Regions from separate parts of the Mus musculus genome. Here regions 1 and 3 are each linked to region 2. The links are chromatin loops, found by intact Hi-C in ENCODE. Cell type or tissue: left cerebral cortex. All regions are shown on one strand. Each heading gives the region's core, and the rest is flanking DNA. Links, peaks and the distances in the headings are about the cores only.

Region 1 (5,645 bases), core at 358-5,357, 150 kb after region 2:
GCCTCTAGCCTGGTCTCAGAGCCTGAGGACATTCTGAGCCTCTCAAAGCCCCTGCGTTCCTCATCACCAATACTGAACTCTTCCATTCTCCAATATCATCCCTGATCTCTCATGCCTGAGTCAAGGGCTCATTCCCTGTTCTTCCTCAGTGTCACACAAGGTCCTTCAGGTATTAGTCCTATCATCCCAGATTCTACACCTAACCCTTCTGATCAGCCACCTCATAAAAGCACTCCAACATCCTATCTGACACATCTTAGCATGTCCAGTGCCTGACTCTGAGCATCCAAACCCACTCTTTTCTTGTGTGTCGCTTACAATGACTGAAGAGAAGAGATGATGACAGGATGAGCCTCTCTTCTAGCCAGGTTTATAACTTTGTCAAGCTCATCTCTGTACTGGAGACAGTTTTCTCAACTAATATTCCTGTGTTCAAATCCTAACTTAGCAGGATGAGTGACTTACTTGACGATACACCTAGGAGTAACTTCTACCTCTTCCAACTCCTGCAAATCCCATGGCATCAGCTGCTACAGCAATCCACCCTACTTAGACTTCGGGTTAGTTGAGGTCACACACCTCCATTTGATGGCTAATTTTCTTTGTCAACTTGATACAATCCAGAATCAACTGGGAAGAGCATCTCAATGAGGAGTGCTCTGAATTAGTTCTCCCTGTGGCCATGTCTGTGGGGGATTACCTTGATTGTGTTAACTGATGTTGAGAGATCCAGCCCACCTGTGTTTGGGTCACAGACTGTGTAAGAGTTCAGAAAGTGAGCTATGACCTCACAGCATGAATGTGTTTGTTCCTCTTTACTTCTGACTGTGGATGTGGTGTGACTAGCAGTTCTAAGTTCCTGCCACCTTGACTTCTAGAATGGGCTGTAACCTGGAATCATGAGTTAGCATAAGCCTTTCTCCCCTAATTTGCCTTTTGTTGGGGCATTTTTATCATGGCAATGGAAATAAAAGTCAGCATCCCCAGGGACCATCTGTGATGATGGAGAACATGGGTCTCTGTCCTGGGTCTCTGTTCATCTTCACTGGCTGGACTGCACAGGTCAGAAAGCAGAACACTGGTAAAGACAATGTCTTGGGTACTACCCAAGCTCACATATTCCACCACTGCCATCTTTTATGGGACTTGTGTTCTAAATTAGTCCAGCAGAAAATGTGTGTTTTCTTGTTCCTATCTGGATGAACTTCATCTGTGAGATGAAACAGGTGACAGCCATCTGCATGCACATTGCCTCTGTACGTGCCTTCCTCGAGACACATCTTTGGGAGAAGAGCTGGGGTGTGAAGCCAACCAACGCCCCATTGCACTCGCTCCCCTCTAACTTTTAGACCTCACTGCATACTCTTTTCCTCTTCCTGCCTGGGCTGAGTCTTGGCGGCTCCTGCAGCAATAAGGGGAGCTATTTCAGGGAAACAGTTGATACTTGGCGAGTCCTCCTACAGACCAGCAATAGCTGTTCGACATGTTAAATGCCTCCCAGATGGAGATGCTTAGCATTTGTAGGAGGAATAATTTGGAAGAGAAAAATGCATTTGTCTTTTGGCATCCTGTGGATTCTGACATAGAAGATAGAGAACACCGTGGGACTTGCCATCCACATGTCAGGGTTTTCTTAGAATTTTGCAAGTGCTGGGTGACCGCACTGCTTCTTCCTCTGGAGCTATCAAGTTCTGGAAAGGGTCACAGCACAGGGAAAAGTGTAAAGAGCTGAGTCTCTGAGGCTTCAGGGTTCCCAGAAAGAAACAACACAGGCTTAGCCTTCTGTCTACCATTGGCAGACGCTATAATCATGTGGACCAGGGGGTTGGGAAGATGGCTCGGTTGTAATGTGTCTGCTGTGTTGTGCAACGACCAGAGCTTGATCCTCAGCGCCCATGGGCATGCACATGAGAAGACAGACAGATTCTGAGGCCTGCTGGCCAGTAAGCATAGTTGAGTCGGTGAGCCCCAGGTGAGGGTGGGGGGCTCAAAACTTAAAGTAGGTAACTCTTGAGGAACAATAACCAAGGTCAATCTTTACCATCTGCATGTATGCACAGGCATATGCACATGTACCAACACACACACACAATCACACAATCACACAGATGTAAGCAGTGTACCTCCACACACATACAATCAATCACACAAACATATGCACATGGACATGCACCCTCCCATATTATACAGTGGTGTGGACCTGATGATCCTTTTGAATCACATCTGTTATATACAGAGAAACTTGAGAAGTCTATGACAAACAAGCAGAGACAGCTAGGGGTTGAGACTCCAGGGTCCTAGCTGTGTTCTGCCTTCAACCTCCTTTGTAGATAAAGCAAACTACCTAACCACCTTGCCTCAATTTCTCTCTGTGTCTCTGATAATGGGTGGGATTAAATAGCTTTTACAGTCTTTTCTAACGTAAGAACTGTGCTATAGCTCTGGCGTCCAAAGGACGGAGGTAACATTATTGATGTGGAGGAATAGTGAAATTGTCCTTTACTGTGAGCTGCCTGATGCAAGAAAGAGAGAACGCCACTGAATTATTCATCATGTCCTACTATTCACGGTGGGGACAGAGTATATCCTTCATTAAAAAAAAAAAAAAGACTTGAATCTACAGCCCCTTTCCTGATTCATCCTCTTTATACCCACAGATCCCCAGGGTGCAAAGAGTCTCACAAGCATGGTTTTCCTTTGGGTAGGCATTTGAAGTGCTAGTGTGGGGGATATGCACAGAGCTTTCGAATGAGCCCAACTCCAAAACCCAGATATATTTTCTTTGCCATAGTGAGGAATTTAGGCAGTCAGAGGGAGTTCCCAGAGGGAACCACCTCCCATGAAAAGAAGCAGCAATCAAAACTGGCTTTGGCAAGGATGCTTCCCACCCAAAGGACACAACCCAAGCTTCCCACCCTCAGCTTCCCAAATTTCAACTCAGGCTTTGATTTATTAGATAAACTAGATGATCCTCTTGTCTGCTCTGCATCACTGCCAATAGTAGGGTCCAGAGAACAAGCGGGTGGCAACCAACCACCAAGTTCACAGGAGTCCTGCTGTCATTTGAAGTGTTAAAGCTCACGGACTTCTGTGAGCTTGGCTTCCTACCACTGTGCTGATTGTATCTACTTTCTCTGAAGGTTAGTTTTAATTGTTAACTTGACACAATCTAGAATCATCTGTGACAAGGTTCTCAGTGAGGGATTGTCTAGATTCAGTTAGCCTGAGGATATTTCTGTGAGAGATTTTTATCAACTGGGTTAGTTGTGGTGGAAAGGCCCACCTTAAAAGTGGATGGAATTGTTTCATATGCTGGTCAGAATTTCATAAAGTGAAGAACAGTAGCTGAGCAGTAAGCATACATGCATTTTATTCTTTTGAGTATGGGCCCACCTTTTGTACTGAGGCCAGCCTGGTCTACGTATCAAGTTCCAAGCCAGCCAGGTCTCCACAGTGAACATTTGTCCCACAAATGACAACAAAAAACCAAAAGGCAACTAGGGGTCTGGGGTGTAATCATGCAAACCTAAAACCCTAGAATTCCAGGGGCTGAGGCAGGAGGATCCTTAGTTCAAAGCCAGCCTTGGCACTGCGTCAAGGCCCCGCCTCAATCAAAACGGATGTAAAACTGGTAAGTGGATGAATGAGGGTATTTATTACTGGCTGCTTCCGGATCCCATCCTGGCTTCCTGACAGTGATGAACTGGAACTTGGAACTGTGAGCTAAAATGAAAACAAACTCCTTTTTCTAAGTTGCTTTTGTTGTTATTGTTAGAGTGATTTTTCAAAGCAACTGGAAAGGAAACTAGAATCCTTGTTTGTTTGTTTGTTTGTTTGTTTGTTTAAAGCGAAGGGTTTTTCCTTTTTTATCACTAAAAAGAATTCCTCAAAATTTCCTAGTTCCTCATAAAGTCAGACATCAATAATGCATTTTAAGGCTGTGTGGGTTTTTCCATTCTTGCTGTCCTATGGCAGTCCTCAAGGGCAGCCATATTGAATCTCAGCACTAACAATCTTGGTCAATATACAGAACAATCCTAGAATCTTTCAGGGTTTGGCCAATAATATCTCTTGGGGCTTATTCCCTTAGCCAGGGACTTGAAGAGTCTACTAGCAGCCAACTCATTTCACGTGACCTTGCAGGAGGTTCGTAACAGAAATGTTATGTTGGGGAGAACTTTTTTTCCCCCACTGGTTTTACTTTGCAAGCCTGGAATCCTCTAGAGAAGCCGGAACCACTTGAGGTATTAGGACAAACAGCAGTGTATTCAAACGCAAACCTCTGTGTTGTAAGGGACTACAACAGTCATCTAGCCCTCTGAGTGACATGTATTCCTCCTAAGAAGACTGCTTTAGAATAAGCTGTGTGTCCACTGGAGGAACATGTTCACACTGTGTTCTTAGAAATCCAACCCTGATGGCCTGCCATGGTGACTCATGCCTGCAATCTTAACATTCAGGAAGACAGGAGGGTTGCTGAAGCTGAAGGCAACCTGAATGGCAGAGGGGTGTGGGGGAGAGGGAGAGGGATAAGGAGAGGGAGGGAGCGAGAGAAGAGACATAGACAGAGACAGAGAGACAGAGACAGAGACAGACACAGAGACAAAGACCTTGTGTTAAAAAATGTGGGCTGAGGGCTTGGGAGCGTAGCTTGGTTGGTAGAGTGTTTGCTTAGCATGCTTGAAGCTCAGGGTTTGAGTTCAGCAGCACATAAACTCTGTATGGTGACACATGGTTGTAATCTAAGTGCTCTTCTAAAGACAGAGGCAGGAGAATCAAAAGGTTATCCCCAGCTACTTGTGGAGTTCAAGGCCAACCTGGGATATCTGATATCCTGTCTAAAGAAGAAACATCCCAGATGTCTCTTGATGGAAACCAGTGGTTTCAGTCATCACAGTCATGACTCCAGCTCCTGAGGGAATGTCTATCAACCTCAGTGGCTGTTTTTATAGCTCACAGATTTAAACACTGTGGTGGATGTGTCTGTCTCCTTCACCTTGGAGAGGACCACAAGGCTGGCACTCAAGTTGAAAAGCAGAGCTCTAAGAAAACGTGAGTGAGTTCCCTGTCCTCAGGGACACGACTGATGATGGGTGGGACTTTATCTGAGGTGATGAGGAGGGAAGCTGGTCTCTTCATTTGGGACCTGGCACTTTCAACATCTCGGATGTCTTTTCTCACAGAGCTGTCAGTGTCTCTAGATGAAAACCCCTCCACACAGCTGTGTGAGGCGAGAGGCGAGCAGAGAGGTCAAGAGTGTACCAATTGCCAATTGCCCCCCCCCTAACTGCAGCCTCCAGTATCCCCTGTTGTCCCAATGTTTCTTGTTTATTATTCACAAGGCCCCAGTTCTGTGTGAGGAGGGGACACTGTCTAATTATATCAGGTGATAGAGACCATCTGGAGGATCAACAGCTCTGCATACAGTTTCTGGTTCTGGCCTTAAAATGCCCACAATGTGGGCTAGTGAGATGGCTCAGTGGTTGAAGCCCTGGCTGTACAAGCAAAATGACCAGACTTAAGGTCCCTGGAACCCATCTAAATGCCAGATGTGCATGGCAGCTTGTCTGTTATTCCAGTCTAGGAAGGCAGATGGCTTTCAAGTCAAGCAATCTCCATGAGCTCTGGTTTTGGTCAAGAGACTC
Region 2 (5,645 bases), core at 194-5,193:
ATTTTCTTAGATATTTTTCCCATCACTGTGATAGAAGTAATTTAAGGAAGGGAGGTTTTGTTGGTTGGTTGGTTTTGGTTCTTGCTTGTTTGTTTGTTTAGCTTACAGTCTGAAGGAATAACTCATAATGAAGGGGAGGCATGGTAACAGAGGCAGAGTGTGGCAGCTGGTCATGTTATATTTCAGAAAGCAGAGAAGCCTGATGGTCAGTTCCGTTTCTTTTCTTGATGCAGCCCACTGCCCCAGCCTAGGAATGGTGCTGTCCACATTTAGTATGAGTCTGTCAATCTCAATTTACCTAATCAATAATTCCTCACATGTGTGTCCAGAGGCTTGTCTCCTAGGTGATTCTAGAGTTTGTCCAGTTGCCAATCATTATTGAGCACCATGGATACCTACCCAGTGTTCCAGCATCTTTTACTTCTCTGAGGACTTTATTCCTTCCTCAGAGATCTGCTGAGAACACACTTAACACACTAGTCCCGTGACTAAGATCCTGAGATCTCATTTCCCTCAGGATCCAGCTGTAAGTCCTTCACTTAGCTCCATGGCTCGATTTTATGCTGCCAGGTCCTCATCCTGCATGGGACACTGTGTGTGGTCCGGTCCTTATGAGCCCTGAAGTTTATGTCTCTCTCCTCTTGGAGATGCTGTAGTCAGCTGTCCAACACATGAGAATACAGGCAGTTTCCTGAATCTGTCAGGATTTTCATTGCTAGGCTGTTGCCCACACATCCCTGCCACTCACCTCCAAGACTACACTACACTCTTTAAAATGTTAGGTAAAGGCTGTCACAACTTGAATGTGAAATGTCCCCCTACAGGTTTATATATTCGAACACTGTTTCCAGATAGGGGTACTGTTTGGGGATGTTGTGTGGCCCATGCTGGTTGGTCATAGCCCAGCATTGCTTCAAGTTTACCTCTGCTAAGATATGAATAAGTCATGTCTCAACGCTCCTGCTGCCATGAACCTAGCTATTCTAGTTGCCCTGCCTTCTCTGCCACGATGGACTGTACCTTCTGAACTACGAACCAGAACACCTCCTGTTGTTGCCTCTTCCAGATATTCTGTCATAGAGCTGGGGACACCCATTCAAATCCCTAGTGTCCTGTAGATTTCTGATAGGAGACAGAGTGATGTGATAGGGACTGGTGGGGAGTGTGGAAAATTTGAATATGTGTACTCATCTTTAAAAAAAGAGTGGCTACCATCCAGGAGCATACAATTTCTCTATTTACCAGAAGAGAATGTGGCCTCTGTTTACGTATCCATAGATTTTCAAAACAGTTTGGTTCTAAATCTTCCACTACTTAAAATTATGATACACTTCTTTTTACTGGAGTTTTAAAGATGTACAGATGAGTAGACGTGGGCCCCAAGCTCTCTGTGTAATTCTGTCTGATGACCCTTGATTTCGGTTCAGGTAGACATTAACAGCATACCTCGACAGTGATCTAACCTGCCCTTTGAGTTAATATCAGGGCTTGTGGCTCAACTGACTGCTGAAGGAATCCAAATCACTGTACCTCTGGAAGTTAGCATTGTTTAGAACTCAGTGATGCTCAGTGGAGGCAGAATATGAATACAAATGGATGAAAATGTAAGTCATCCACTTTAGAAAAAAACTGGGGAGGTTGCTGTATCTTTTTAGTGGTGAGAAAAAGAATGAGTTTGTTTTAGCTAGCCTTCAACTCGGCTATGAGAAGAGCTGGCACCAACCCATGAAAGACAATTTTAGAGAGGACACTCAGCCCTGCTGCCTAAAAATACCTATTTCTGGATGGATGGGATGGCCACTTCCAACATCAGTACCTTTAATCGGTTCCATCTTAGAACATTTCCTTCTAGGGCATCCCTGCTGGCTTGCTCGCCCTGCCAGCTCTGGGAGACAAATACAAAGAGACAATTAATCCTCTTCCCATTGACACCAACACTTGCTGTGTGGCTTCAGACAACATTCTTCCCTTCTCAGAAGCCAGCTGCCTCAGATGCACAGAGAGACTTGGGGGTGGACGGTGAAAGCTGAGGTCTCCATCACTGGTAAATAAAATCAGATAACTGCCTAACCCTAGAATGGGTCAGGGCAGGGCTTGGGGTTCAGCTGGTAAGATGCCTGATTTTTATGTTCACGAGTCTCTGGGTCATTCCCAACAACACAGAAAATGAGTGAGATGATATAAGCTGGTGTTCCCAGCACTCGGAGAGTTGGGACAGGAAAATCACAAGTTTAAGATCGTCCACCTATATAAGAGCTTAGAAGCCAACCCTGGGGCTAGTGGGACCCTTCTCAAAACAAGGAAAGAGCAATAGAACCTTCAAACCTGTCCCCTCTCAACCCAGGGCTTGTCAGAAATGCATGCAAGAAGAGGTGAGCCAAGATTCCAGCTGGGTAAAATATTAGAAGAGCCAAAGCTCACATCTGTCTGAAGGGGCGGTTACTGTTCAATGCCAGCTAACTGGTACCACGTGGGAGGAGCAGCCCAGAGTTACCGCATCAACTAAAAATGTAAAGCTAAACCAGAAAGTCATGATTTTATATAAAAAGCCCCAATGGCTTAAATGTTGGCAGCTAAATCACTTAAGCAAACACAATCTGCACCGGTAACAGAAAACATTGACCTTGGATGGATTTAATCCATCCCTAACTTAATCCTCCTGAGGACAGGAATGAAAGCTGATTGGCTAAGACACATCATATGCCCACCACCTTGTGGTGGTTTCCTGCGTCAAAGTGGGGGAAGTTAAACAAAAGCAACATATGTCTGCCACAAGGCACAGACCCAAAAGTCTAATACCATCCAGACCGCCTACTGGTCTTGCTTTTGTTGTTGTTACTTCTTTTTATTTTTATTTATTTATTTATTTATTTATTTATATGATTTAACCAGACCCACGCATCGTTTATTTTGAAGTGTCTGGAGTTGAAAAGCAGCCATAAAGCTATTGTGAACAGACTTCCCCTCACTCATGGGATTCTGCTTTCTCAGAGAAAGCATGCATCAACCTCTAAGCCACACATCCACTGCATCTACCCAAAGAGACCCTCGTTCACTCCTGGGTAATCCTGACTTCTTAGACACTGGCTGCTGTTTGTTTTCCTCTCTCCAAATCATACATATTTCATCCTCCGCCTCTTTTCCACATCAGCAGAATCTACTCACAGCACCAGATTCCTCTCACGCCCCCAGGCTCCATCCCGATTAACTCTATTTATGTAATTTATTTTGGCTGCCTGTTTCCCATTTGGGAGATCGATACAAATTTAAATGAGAAGTGAGAGTATTTGCAGCCACTTCAAGTGTTGATCAAACACAGGGCCCCTGCTCTGGGTCTGCATGGGAGGAATGAGCTAAGTTCTGGAGAGATGGAGGAGGGGAGGAAAGAGAGAGGACAAGGAAGGAAGGAAGGAACGAACGAAGGGAGGGAGGGAGGGAAGGAGGGAGGAAGGAAGGAAGGAAGACATAAGGAGGTAGTACAAGAAAGGAGGGAAGCTCAGAAAGAATGAATGAAAGGAGGGAAAGGGATGAGGGGGGAAGAAGAGGAAGTACTGAGGAAGAAGAGGAAGAACTGAGGAAGAAGGGAAGAGGAAATGAAAAAAAAGAATGAGGAAAACAAATGGCCAAGCCAGTTTTCTAGTCCCAGAGCCTGGGTGGCAAATACCAGGAGTTTTGAGTCTTTAACTAAGCGTTTACAGCAACGTCTGCATGCTGAGACATGACCAGAAGCAAGTCAAACCAATTATTGCTTACGGTGGCTCCCACCTACAGCAGAACGATTCTGCTGGTTCAAGTGTACATAGCTTCCAGCTGTCCCCCATTTCTCATAGCAGGTGGGGACCTGCTGCCTCTGTCTGGATCTGCCAGAACGTGGGTGCTATTTGTCTGGTGAATATTGAGATCTGGAATTCTGTCTGTGTTTCAATGTTCTCTCCTTAATAGACAGAGGGTCTAGGCTCCCAGAAACAGACCCAAATTGTATGCAGTTGCTGATATGAGGTAGAGAATCCCTTTGTTTTGGTCCAGGAACACCCTTTCCTTAGCACTTAACCCTGGCCACCACTTGTTTTATCAGAGAACAGGAGGCTGATGTTGCACACATGGCAACAGGGGATGGGATTCAGGAGGCCACTGTCATGGTTTGGTTTTGCCTTGTTGAATCAGAGCTGACGATGGTGTTTCAATCTGTGGAGAAAGCTGCAGGTTAAATCAGTCTGCAGAACCCGCTGAGTCTCCATATGGTTCCCACATTTATATTTTAAAGAAATAAGAGAATATGAGAGACTTCGATAAACTCAGGCTGAAAGAACTCCTACCAACTAGAGAGTCGAGAAGCTGGGAAGGCCAGCAGCAGGGTGAGCTCAGACTGGAACGTGCAGGCTTCACCAATACAATAACTTGAGTCCAATTTCCCAGAACCCCCAATAATTTTTCTGTAATCCTGGCACCAGGGATGCTGACACAGGCAGATCGCTCAGACCATCAATGGCAGAAAGGGAGGACCGGGCATCAGCGACTAGGAAGAAAGTGAGACTGCCTTTAGTAGATGCTCAGAGGGAACAGAAGGGACACAGGCAGATGCAATGCAAGTGTGGCTGAGTCCATCCACTGCATGATGACTGTGACCCATGGGGGAGCCAGACAGGCCCATGTATTCTGATACGGAGGAACAGCCACGGTGCCATCATAAGCAAACCCAAAATAGTAACAACAAGCACAGACAGCAGGCTTGCTCTGTGGCCCGAGAATGAGTGTTAACCTCTGTGTGAGTTCATCCTTAGGAGTGAAGTCTGAAAGGCATGGAGGAGGAAGCTGCAGACCCCTGCAAAGGTTGTTTCTAAGGCTGGGAGATGGCCTTGCAACCCGAGCATGATAATCCACACAAAATGCCAGGTGCAGCCGCAAGAAAGCAAAGAGGAGACAGGCAGATTCATGGAGCTTGCTTGCCAGCCACACTAGCCTACTTGCAAAGTCCCCAGGCAGTGAGAGACCCTCTCTCCAAAACAAGAAAGATGTGAGGTTCATAGGAACAACCTGACATTTTTCACAGGGGTACAGGCATGCAAGCATGCATGAATTTGAACACACACACACACACACACACACACACACACACACACACACACCAGACATTATTCTTTCTTTGTGTTTCGGATGAAACTCTTTGGGGAAATTTGAAAGCAAGCAGCTGAGGTCATCAGGTTACTGGGCCTCACTTCTTTGAGTGAACTTAACTCAACGTGGCTTATCCTGCTGTGAACTGAGCATGCCTAGAGTCATCCAGCTCTGCCATCTTTGCATTGTGACTACACGCTGTGTGCTACATGTCTTGGAAGTGAACGTACCCAGACGTGGGTTCACCATCTCTCCTTCTGAACTCTTGATCATGACTTTAAACTGAGCATGCTCGCTCTAATATATGTTTAGTATGCATAGCTCAGGCATGCCGAAGCCGGCAGTGTCTTCTGCTTTAACAGGGAGGCAACACAAGCAGCCTCTGGGTGACTTACTTCTGGGCAGGTCTCAGCTTGAAGACATCTGCATGAAATCTTCCCGCAAAACCGAATTGCTTAGTATTCGCCAACCATACTGGGGAGAGCTGGGAAGCAAGTTTGGCTGTTTCTTTTCTACATTCTTCTTTTCTA
Region 3 (5,645 bases), core at 358-5,357, 85 kb after region 2:
GCTGCCTGAAGTGTCCCCATGTAGGCTAGGCTGGCCAGCAAGTGAGCGCAGGGATCTGCCTGTTTCTTCCTCCCCAACGTTGATATTTTAAGTGCCATCACTACTCATAGCTATTTTAGATCAGTTCTAAGAATTGAACTCAGGCCCTCATGCTCAGAAGACAAGCATGTTACAGATGGAGCTAATCCCCAGCCCTGAACAGCGCTCTTAAAGCTCTCATGACCTCATACCATCAGCCAAGCACCAAACACATAGCTGAACTTTCTTCACATATGTTTCTGGATGTAATACCTTTAACCAGGGGTTCTCAACCTTCCTAATGCTACAATCCTTTAATACAGTTCCTCATGTTGTGGAGATGCCCCAACCATAAAATTAATTCATTGCTAATTCAAAACTGTAATTTTCCTACCATTATGAATCATAATGTAAATATCTGATATGCAGGATATCTTGTATGTAACCTGACCTCCAAAGGGGTCAAGATCCACAGGTTGAGAACTACTGCCTTCAATGCTAGGGGGAGACATTTACCACATCCAAACAATAGCGGTAGCTCTTTCCTAATCTCTTAATAATAGAGGAAGGACTCATAGTCCTAAAAGAGATTCTCAACAGAAGCCAATGAAACTAAGGGGGGAGGGGGCTTCCTCTCAAACCACATTTGTTTTTGCTTCAAACCATACCAAACTCACACCTTACAATAGTGTGAAGAAGTCTAGAAACATCCCCATTTCTTCTCATGAGCAACTAGGGCACTGCAGGGGCAGAAGACTGTGAGAACTATGCTTGCTGTACCCTCTGAAAGTTCTAGGGTGGGAACACTTGACCATTTAAGGTCTCCTCCCGCCCCCAGGATCTACCTAATTGCAAGGTTCACAATCTGTTTTCAGTAAAGCAGTTAATTGTTCTTGAATGTTTTTGAGACTTTGGAAACATGACCTAAGATTAATGGCTCATAAACCTCATTTGTGCTTCTATTTGAGATTCTAGAAGCCTGATGTGCTTCTAGATTGGAGAGGGGCGAGGACCCTGAAAATGTGCTGTGTACCCCATAGCCATGGCTGCAGCAGGCAATCTGTTTCCCTATAAACTCCAACATGGGGTTCTGAGCAGGGGTTTTTTTGTTTTTTGTTTTTAATCAAAACAAAGCAAAACAAAACACTAGTTGGGTTTTTCTTTCTATGGGATTCATAATAAACGACTCTAATCCCTAAGCCTGGTGTCTTAGTCAGGGTTTTATTGCTGTGCACAGACACCATGACCAAGGTAACTTTTATAGGACAACATTTAATTGGGGCTGGCTTTCAAGTTCAGACGTTCAGTCCTGTATCATCAAGGTGGGAACATGGCAGCACCCATGCAGCCATGGTGCTGGAGAAGGAACTGAGAGTTCTACATCTTGTTCGGAAGGCAAACAGGAAAAACACTGTCATCCTCAGGAAGCTGGGAGAAAGCTCTCAAAGCCCACACCCACAATGACATACATCCTCTAACAAGGCCACAAGTCCAAAGAGTGCCACTCCCCGGGGCCAAGCATATTCAAACCACCACACCTGGTCTTGTAGGTTACGACTTTTCTAGGCACACCCTTAAAACCTGTGGACATCTCTCCTAGTAGCAGAAGTTGGTTTCTGTGGCACACAAAGTCTGAACTTGGAGACCAAAAACTCTAGTGGAGACATGGAGCATAAGTCATCAGTATAGGAAGGGAAGGTGACCGGAGCAGGTTCAATCTTATTAAAGGGGCAAACACCATGTAGGTCCCTGCAGCTGCAACTTCAGGCAGAAATGGGGACATGAGCAGGTCCACCCTTATGAAAGGGACAAAGATTTCTTAGGTCCCTGTAGAATTATGCATTTGGTCTTTCCTGTGGCACCAGAAAATCAGATACCAGGAAAAGCCTGACTTCTCACTTCTGCTGGTAAGCAGTTAGTTCATGGAGACACGTGTGCAGAATCCACTCTCGCAGGCACATTTTTTCTCCTAGATTTCTTCTCCTTAGAGATCCATGGCTTGTTCTTCTAGAAATCACTGTCAAGATTCAGAGATGAAAGGGGATGTCAAGAGGTCATAGGGACTGGAAAACCTAACAGAGACAGATGCTTCAAGGGAAGTTTCAAATATCAGGACACCAGGATATCACCCTCTGGACACCAGAATTGAATTCATATCTAAGGAACTGCTATAGTCTACATCCTGGTCCAGCTAGAATAGTAATCACCTTAGGTAATAGGAGGTCTACAGGAAGACAAGTATTTCTAGAGTATTCTCTAGAGTAGAGGTGCTAGAAGAGACAAAAGATTGATCTTCCAAAGTCTATCCACACAAATCAATTGTAATGGAATCACAGCCATTACAATGAATAGCTCTGATCCACAGAGTGTATACTGTGTGTCAAGACAAGTGATTTATTGATATCCTCTTATTTCATTTTCTCAATGAGCCTAGTAGGTACTGAAACTATGATTATCCTCTATCTAAGATATGAAAACAGGCTGAGGATGGTTAAGTCATTGACTTAGGATCTCGTAGATTATAACATCTGAATTCTATTAGAGAATGAGCACCCCTCTCGCCCCACCCCCTCCTTCCCTGTGGTATTCTCTCTCTCTTGAGGGTTCTGAGTAGGAAGTTCAAGAGAAAGCTGAAATAACTTCCTCTCCCAACTTCCAGCCACTCCCAGAGTAGGCTAAAAAGCAGCATGGGAACAGATGGCTGTTGGGTGGTGTATAAATTCCCTTCAAATGTATATCCTGAATATACAAAAACAAATTAGCGTGATTGGAAAGTCAGCATGCTTTTAAAAAGAAATAGAGAGGTTCTTTGGCTTCCAAGATCTTTTATCATTGTGTACTGGGGACCATATGGATGCCATCAGTTTGCCTAGGGATGGCAAGAGAAAGGAAGGGAAGAACACACAAAACCTTGAGGAAACAGTGAGTGTGTATCGATGTTGAGAATAGGAGTCCGGCGCTACTCTTGGCACCGGATTGCCTGAGTGGGCTGTTGGGACTTATTTTTGTAGCAGCTCTTTGACAATGTCATTCACACGCTGCACAGTTTTCACATATAAAATTTATAGTTCAGTGTTGTTTGTACTTTCTTTCAGACATGTGCAACTCTAACCACAGACAATTTTAGAACGTTTCCTGACATCAAAATTAAGCCCTGTATCCTATCACCTGCCATTTCCCTTCCCTATGGAACCAACAAATTATGGTCTGTCTACATGGATTTCATCATAAAATGGGATTTTTTTTTCAACTGACTTCATTCATTTAGCATATATTTTTGGGTCCATGGCTTGAGGTTTTAATGACTTTAAAAAAATCTCTCTCTCTCTCTCTCTCTCTCTCTCTCTCTCTCTCTCTCTCTCTCTCTCCCTCTCCCTCTCCCTCTCCCTCTCCCTCTCCCTCTCTCCCTTTCCTCCCTCCCTCCCTCTCTCCCTCTCCTCCCTCCCTCCCTCTCTGCCTCCCAGCTACTTTAGCAAAATCCTTCAAATCAGTGACTGGAGCCTTCCTTTGGCTTGGTAAAGGACACCAGCAAGCATTCTGTCTGGCTAGATTCTGCTGATTTGATTTACAGAATCGAGGCCACCAGCCAAATATTTGAATCTGTCCTTTCTTCATCTCACTCTTTTTGGGAACTTGAAGAACTTTAGTCTTAGGAATAGAGTCAGTTACCTCAGGTATCTGAAAGTATCTGTCTATGGAGTGTGGCCCAGGTCTGTGGAACTTGTACCTCCAGTCTCTCCCCAAACATCCTAAAGGGCATGTTTACTGATGGATATCCCATGGTTTTGGTACCGTTTTTATACAATATGTGAAGAGAAAGTATAACATGTATATCATTCCATAGATAGATAGATAGATAGATAGATAGATAGAGCAAGAATGAATATAATACTGAGATAATAAAGAGTTTAGATATAGATAGATAGATAGATAGATAGATAGATAGATAGATAGATAGATGATAGATATTTTGTGTGATGCAACAGAGCTAACAAATGATGTTTAAGAACCTGTAAATGAATTGGCAATAACATGCATTGCCAGGTGTGAAAGAGTTCTATCAACTTAAAGGGAGGTAGAATAAGAACTGTAAGTGACAGAAATAAGGCCTGTGAGCATAGCATGGTTTTTAGGTTCAACTGCTAATGCTGCCTCTGACCAAGCACATGATGCACCAAGCTTCCCGGAGTTTCTGTTTCTTCATCATCAAAACAGAAGCAATGTTAAGAAGAGTGTGTCATGGCTCCGTGTGGTAAAAAAGCACTCGAGGAGCTGAGTTTGGATCACTGGGCCTCCAGAAAATGTTGGGCTGGTTGTCTGGAGGGCTATAACCCTAGACATACAGGAGGCAGAGACAGGAGAATCTCTGGGGCTTGCTGACTATTAGCCTAGCTTCAGGAACATTGTGAGACCCCATCTTAAGAGAATACAGCAGAAAGTGATAAAGTAGGTTACCGGACTTCATCATCTGGTTTCCGGATGTGCACACAAATATGTCACCATAAATGCATGTATGTGTGCACGGGCTCAAGCACACACACACACACACACACACACACACACAGAGGAAGGTGCATACACTTCAAATAGATACACATACCTGTGCAAGCACACACACACTACAAATACCTAGTTACACACAGAGGTGCATATACTATAAATTCTCTCTGTGTGTCACACACACATACACACACCACAAATACATACACAAACCACCACAAACAAAAACTTTTAAATTAAAAAAAATTAAACATAAATTAAGAGGAAGTGGTTGGTTTCTCCCACAGCATTTGTACTATTATACCAGTGGACATATCTTGCCAGACAGTAGTTATTATAGCTCACAAGTTCACTGAGCAAATCGATTGCTCCCTAGTCTGCATAGGACATTCCAGTAGTGTGAAAGCTAGCCGGAGATGGAGCTTCTAGGGAAAGAGCAGCTTGACTTCCCATGTTCTATGACTCTAGCATATGTGGTATCTTAAACAATATAGCCTAGTCCATCAAGTTCTGGAGGGGCATCAAAAGCATTGGCAAGAATTAAGACAACTCCACAATATGGAGCATATGCTTGGCTCTCTTAACTGGATAAATAAACCTTTGACTAACTAGGCCAGCCATAGTTCCTTGAAAATTAGCTAATACTATTATTCTGCTAAGTGTATATGGTAGTAAACTGCTCCTAAGTTCTTATCTTTATACCCCCCAAATAAGTGCATATCTCAACCCTCATTAAGGAGCTTATTTTTGCAGTAAATGATGATTAATATAGAGACTCATAATTAGTCACTGTGCAGAGAATAAGAGGGTGACAAGTACTCAGATTTCAAAGGGATATTTATATCATACCCTTTCTTCCCAAGGCTCAGGCACCATCTCAGAAGAGAAGCAGCAAGATTTCAAGAACCAGACACAAAGGGTGTCTGGAGTTAAACAGAGTTCATAAGACCGGCAAGGTCATACACCAAACCTGTATAACATCAAGCCAGCCAAGATCCTGGCATGGGTGGAGGATGCTCATGAAGTTGCCCCTCTAGTTAAGGAGCTGTTGGCAACTAGTAGCTTCTGGAAAAGGAAAAGTCAATTTTCTTATGTGTCATTAGATTGTGTTACACCAATAGACATAT

The links. Peaks named below come from ENCODE experiments on the same cell type or tissue, not always from the same donor. Only the 100,000 strongest peaks of a DNase experiment are listed, where the experiment ranks them.
Region 1: a loop joins it to region 2, with 10 times the contacts of the local background. A loop is called at or near these places in 4 of 42 quality-filtered maps.
Region 3: a loop joins it to region 2, with 2.0 times the contacts of the local background. A loop is called at or near these places in 2 of 42 quality-filtered maps.

The regions. Positions count from the first base shown.
Region 1 is chr7:117,102,829-117,108,473 of GRCm38, reverse strand. No RefSeq gene overlaps it. Among named protein-coding and RNA genes, the nearest start is that of Gm39075, 120 kb to the left of the region's middle. In left cerebral cortex, for the core only: no CTCF peak of the experiment used is centred there; DNase peaks (open chromatin) are centred at 1,452, 2,305, 2,741, 3,563 and 1 more place; H3K27ac peaks cover 2,752 bases.
Region 2 is chr7:117,256,902-117,262,546 of GRCm38, reverse strand. All of the region lies in intron 2 of Gm39075 (a long non-coding RNA gene), which reads right to left. Among named protein-coding and RNA genes, the nearest start is that of Gm39075, 31 kb to the right of the region's middle. In left cerebral cortex, for the core only: a CTCF peak has its summit at 2,671 (motif pointing left); DNase peaks (open chromatin) are centred at 2,699, 3,196, 3,850, 4,224 and 3 more places; H3K27ac peaks cover 2,174 bases.
Region 3 is chr7:117,172,288-117,177,932 of GRCm38, reverse strand. No RefSeq gene overlaps it. Among named protein-coding and RNA genes, the nearest start is that of Gm39075, 54 kb to the left of the region's middle. In left cerebral cortex, for the core only: no CTCF peak of the experiment used is centred there; DNase peaks (open chromatin) are centred at 2,760 and 2,951; H3K27ac peaks cover 279 bases.